2 separate regions of the Homo sapiens genome follow, and region 1 is linked to region 2. A link is an interaction called in ENCODE POLR2A ChIA-PET data of the cell type or tissue named here. Cell type or tissue: PC-3. All regions are shown on one strand. Links, peaks and the distances in the headings refer to the core of each region. The heading gives the core; the rest is flanking DNA. Region 1 holds the start of LINC02021 (long intergenic non-protein coding RNA 2021). Region 2 has its middle 110 kb from the start of COL6A5.

What was found. Peaks named below come from ENCODE experiments on the same cell type or tissue, not always from the same donor. Only the 100,000 strongest peaks of a DNase experiment are listed, where the experiment ranks them.
Region 1: POLR2A ChIA-PET joins it to region 2 with 10 read pairs; 3 of 35 experiments call an interaction of 5 or more read pairs at or near these places.

The regions. Positions count from the first base shown.
Region 1 is chr3:130,109,936-130,112,739 of GRCh38, reverse strand. LINC02021 (long intergenic non-protein coding RNA 2021) reads right to left here and starts at 1,033. Exons shown (of 3, transcript NR_146653.1): 1 at 928-1,033; 2 at 1-118. It also overlaps the pseudogene FAM86HP. RefSeq lists silencers at 333-502, 573-622 and enhancers at 1,623-1,672, 1,773-1,962. In PC-3, for the core only: no CTCF peak of the experiment used is centred there; DNase peaks (open chromatin) are centred at 679, 1,089 and 1,927; H3K4me3 peaks cover 1,887 bases; H3K27ac peaks cover 898 bases.
Region 2 is chr3:130,231,875-130,234,678 of GRCh38, reverse strand. It overlaps the pseudogene COL6A4P2. Among named protein-coding and RNA genes, the nearest start is that of COL6A5, 110 kb to the left of the region's middle. In PC-3, for the core only: no CTCF peak of the experiment used is centred there; no DNase peak of the experiment used is centred there; H3K27me3 peaks cover 898 bases.

The sequences.
Region 1 (2,804 bases), core at 28-2,527, 120 kb after region 2:
CATCTCCGTTGTCAGGCACTTAATAAGTATTTGGTGAACGAATGGCTTGTTTGGTGACACTCCAAAGGCTGGGGGACAGAGGTAAAGCTCCCTCCTTTTGGGCCCCAGACGGGTGGCGCTGATGGAGAGAGGAGGCTAGGATAAGGCCTCCAGGACCGAAGCGCGCACCCGTAAGGCCCCTGCTAAAAAGACCTTCCTGAAGGCGGAGGAACTGCGAGTGCCTACGTTAGCCCAAGGCCTGACCTGACGATCCCAGGGACCCTCGCTCTAACTGGCCCCGCCTCCCGGGCCCCAAACCCGGACTCGGCCCCGCCCGAAGCTCCGGATCCTGGGGCCCGCCCCTGGCCCCGCGTCGGCAGACCGTGGGCTCGCTCCTGGACCTGCCTCAAACCCTCCGCAGGTAACGCCTCCCGAACTTGAGCCACATTCCGATCCCCTCCTCAAACCCCTCCCCGTTTCCCACACCCTGGACCCCTCGCTCCGTCTCGGCCCCGCCCCAAGCCCAGCTAGGTCTGGGCCCCTGAGCCCAGCCCCGACCGGCCTCCCAGTCCCTGGGTCCCTCCCGACACCGGCCCCTCCCTAAGCTCCGCCTCCCAGGGCCCGCCTCCTGAGCGCAGCCCGCAGCCTGGACTCCGCCCCGCCTCCCGGACCCTGGGCCCCTCCCCACGTGGGCCCGTCCTAAGCTCCGCCTCCCAGAGTCCGCGCACCGCCTGGCCATGTGCTAAGACATAGTCAACGCCCCGCCCCGGCCCCGCCTCCTGAGCCCTTCTCTGGGTCTGGCCTTAGCCCCGCCCTAGGACCTGTCTCCTGGGCTCTGCTCCGAGTCCCGCCTCCTGAACCCAATGGCGTTTATCCCCGCCCTAATGCCCGCCTCCAGGACTCTTATCCTGCCCTCACGCAAGGCACCGCCTCCAGGACGCCACCAACCTGGACGCTTCCGAAGCCCAGCTTCCAGGATCGCCCTATCCTGGCCCCGCCCCAGGACCCGCCAACCTGGAATCTACCCAGGACCTGCCCCAACGACGTTAATTCTGGCCCTACCCCAGGCCTCGCTCTCATGACGCTCATCCTGGCCCCACCCCAGGCCCCACCCTCCTAAGCTCATCTTGGCCCCGCCCTAGCGCCCGCCCCCAGGACGCTCCTCCTGACCCTACCCCTAGGCCCCGCCACCTCTCTGCCTCCGCGCACTACCCTGGGCCCGCCCCCTTTTCAGTCCAGGCCCGGCTTCCGCCCGGTCTCCTGGCAACGCTGCGGCCCCGCCCACGTCATGGCGCCTGAGGAGAACGCGGGTACCAAACTCTTGCTGCAGAGTTTCGAGCGCCGCTTCCTAGCGGCGCGCACACTGCGCTCCTTCCCCTGGCAGGTGGGCGGCGGGGCGAGCGGAGAGGCCTGCGGGGCTTGCGGAAGTCCAGGGGCAGACGGGATGGGTCTCCCTGCTGAAACCCCCGGCGCTCCTGCCACGTGAGTTCCTGGGCTCTCCCCGGTCAGGGCCACGAGACCCGGTCCCCGTCCCTGGGGCCTGGCCAGAGTCGCTCTCACCCCTCCTGCCCCGCGAGCTGGCGGCGGAAGCTGGGGGCGTCTCCACAGTCTTGGGGGGCAGACGCGCGCTCGGTGTGGGGTACAGTTCACGATCATTTTCATGACTTTTTAAAGGCAGTAATCGTTCTGGTCACTGGGACACAGCTGCCCTCGCCCATTCTAAAAAGTCAGCACCCTCAGGCCCGCGGGTAACCACCTCCTCCTGAGCACGGTGACCAGGTCAAAGGCTGTCCCTCGGGCCTCAGTGTTCTCATCTGTATGTCGAGCACTGCACAGAATCAGCTCATGCGCTGAGGCTTTCACTCCTGTGATGGAAGAGACAGAGAAGGGGGTGGCCTCTCCTCTCCCTGGGGACCTGCCATTCTCAGCACAGGCGCATGGCAGGCAGCAGCCTCCCTTCTGCCAGCAGAGGGGCTTAATGCACCCTGCTCCATTTGTAATTCATGTGCGGTGAGCTCACTGGGATGAGTCAGTTTGGATATATATTCCTCCCTGGGTCTGCCCCATTTTATGGGGTGTTGCTTAATCATTTGCGTTATTCCATTGACATGAAATATTTAGCACTCAGAGATCATTTCTGGTCAGGAGAAATTTGTGCATTTTTAACCCAAAATAGAAACCTTCATAAAAGCATCATAGGTCTCCATTCAGTATTGACTATAATTGTTCACATGCCCACGCTGAATGCTAACTTGGGCTCACCATCAACACCCACGAGGTGGGTACTATTATTATCACTCACATTTGACCAGAGGGATTGTTTGATTAGGGTGTAGTAGTTGAGAGTTCAGACCCAGGAGACAGCCTGCCTGCTTCAAATCCTGGCCCAACCCCTGGCCCTGTGTGACCTTGGGCAAGTGACTGCATCTCTCTGTGCTGTTGTTTTCTTATTAATAAAATGGTTGATATAATGATACCTACCTCTTAGGGTTGTTGTCAGCGTTGAGTACAAAAGCCTGTGGATCAGTGCCTGGCTCATGGCAAATGCATGTCGGTGTTAGCTAGTGTTTTTATTCAGTCTCAAAATGTTTAATAAATGCCTTCCGTGAGCCAAGCACCATGGATCAGCAGTACCCATGATAGATGAGGCTCTGCTTGCATGGGAGAGCTAGAGAATAAACAAATAAATGAATAAACAAGAAAAGACCAGATGAGAGTGGCTTTAAAGCCAAGAAAACAGGGGAATGGTGAATGGACCAACTGGGAAGAAGAGTCACTAAAGTCGGGGAATCAGGGAAGCCTTCCCCAAAGACGTGGCATTTGAA
Region 2 (2,804 bases), core at 281-2,780:
CAAGAAAGAGCGTGTTCTCTGACATTTACCTTCACTCCTCTTGGTCCAGCTTTTCCTTTTGAACCATTTGGCCCTGGAGGCCCAGGATTCCCCTGCAACAAGACCGTGGCCAAAATCACCACCAGGGCCACAAAGTTAACTGTCTGTCTCTGTTGTTATTATTGAAATACTCTGTAACTGGTAATATGCTCATGAATCACCTTAGAGATGGGAGTTTAACCTTTAGTATTTAATACAATTAATTAATTCTATCCTCCAACATTCAAAATGCATAATATACACACACTATGGGCTGGGGGGGTTAGGATAGGGGAGCAGGAGGCCACATCTACCACATACTGAGAATTGAAGGAATCATTTCTATGCTACAGAGGGAAACATTATTTGATTAAGAGATCAGGAAAACAAAAGCCTAGACTTTCACCTGCTCCAAACTGAAGATATTTTCAACTGAGATTGACAATAATATAATCAGTTATAAGGCTAGATTTTCTTTCCTGATCAAGGCAGAAAAATAGCAGAACTATTGCTTTGGCCATCTTTGAGCTGCTATTTTCAGTTTCCTGATGGAGACTCATTCCTGACTCTAATCATGCTGCTTATGTTTCTAAGCCATCTCAAATGCTCATTTCCTCAGGAAGCCAATCTAATCATCCGTCTCAATCTATCCAAGCATCCTATGAACCATCAAGATATTAGGTGGGGAGTAAAGCAGGCACTAGAAAGAACCAAGTTGGAAGTCAGTTCAGACACTTACTATCCGGATGACAAGTCATTTAATTCCCCTTAGCCTCAGTTTCCTTATCTATAAAATTGGTATAGTAATGCTTCCTTACATATTTGTAAGGAGCAGATTAGTTATTTATAATTTTATATGGTACCATTATGTCATCTTTTACTATAGCTAAATATGAACTTATATTACATACCCTCGAGGTTTAAACCCATATCTCATTGGTCACTATATTCCCAAAACTTACCTAGGGTAGAAGAAGATACATAGCAGATGATCAATATCTACTGCATCAAATTAGCTTTTCTAGAAATTCCTGATATCCCCATATCCCAGAACAAACAGTGTGACTTTATGTTATTTATCCAGGAACACTCAGGGGTATGAATCAGCCAGTGTTAATGAGTAGCTGCATTGTAGCTGTTTTACAAACCTACCTGAGCACCCACTAAGCCTTTTTGTCCAGAAGTTCCTGGTGGTCCTTGCCTTCCTCTTGGTCCCTGATCCAAAGATGAAATTAAAATGCAACCAATTTTTAAAGAGTCATTTATATTCCATGTAACCACAAAATCACCTTGGATGCCAATGGAAGCACAAATTAAGGTGCCCTGACCCATCACTATCTCATTTATCAAACTTTAATCAGGGAGCATCTGCACTCTGAAGCACCCCAGAACACTCACTTCAAACTCATGCCATCTGAAGCAGAGGATGCGAGTCCTCAGCGTCTCTATTTTTAGCAATCTCTCCGGGTGAATCTGATGAGTACTACAGTTTGAGAACATTGCTTTTATTTTTGAATTCACTCAACCAATTTTAAATTCTAAAAGGGTGATGAGAGGGCAGCGAGGCTATTGATCTCCATTGAAGAATGAACCTTTTCCTTATACACACAAGGGTTAAGGACAAGAGATTGTGTTTTCGATTTGATCAAGAGCCAAGGGTGCATTTAAGTAGCTTAATCTCACTGACTACACTGCTGGGATTTGCTCATTTTCTCTCCAATCTATTTTACTTTGCTGATTTTTGACACTTTAATATTTTCCCAGCTTTTCTGAGAAACACTTTCCTATTAGAAGTATTGATTGACTATGGCTTCTACTCTCCTAAGTGAGGTATTGATAATCATCTATTTAAATAGACCATCACACTCACATCCCAGCGGGAAGGTGAGAATTAAGGAGAGGTTTTATTGATTATCTTGCTCATGGTTCCCAGCATGACTTGCTTCACTTCCAATCAGCTGTGTAATGAAGTGGGTATAGACAGGAAAGCAGCGACACAACAGTGGTAGAGGGTCCTGAGCCAGTCATCAAAAAGAAAAGGGAAAAATATACATCTTTTAGTTGCTTTCCCTTCAGTTCAGATGCTATTTTCCATCATAAAATAAGTATAATCTCTAATTACACGTTAACTACCATTTTTTTTTCCTTAGTTCCCTTAGCAAGTCTAAGAGCAGCAGATACCTTCTGAAATTATCATCTGACACTCATAGGATTTTTAATTATGGAGAATGATTTGATATATTAGTAAAATTTGTTGTTCCGAAGTTCTTCAATTTGAGTATACTTAAAAACAATTTGTTTTTTAAAATAAATACATATAATGTGCTCCAGAAGGGCTATAGAATGACAGATTTGGGTTATGCTTAGACGATGCCAAAAGAACAGGTTGAAAGTTTAAATTTCCAGTTATCATTTGATAACCTAACAAAACCCCACTGGATGAACTTCTTGAGGGCAGGACCCTTGCCTTAATGGTATGAATGTCCGAGGTCTATTAGCAGTTCCCTGTGCATAATACATACTCTGTAAACACTTTACTGATTTTTTCCTACCAAATTGAATGATGGGGTCTCACTCTGTTGCCCAGGCTGGAGTGCCATGGCACCATCATAGCTCACTGCGTCCTTGAACTCCTGGGCTCAAAGTGACCCTCCTGCCTCAGCCTCCCAAGTAGCTGGGATGAAAGGTGCACACCACTATGCCAAGATATAAATACAATTTCAGCAAATTAAATAATATTTGAATACACAGCTTCAGAGGCAGTAATCAAGAGCACTGATTTTGTA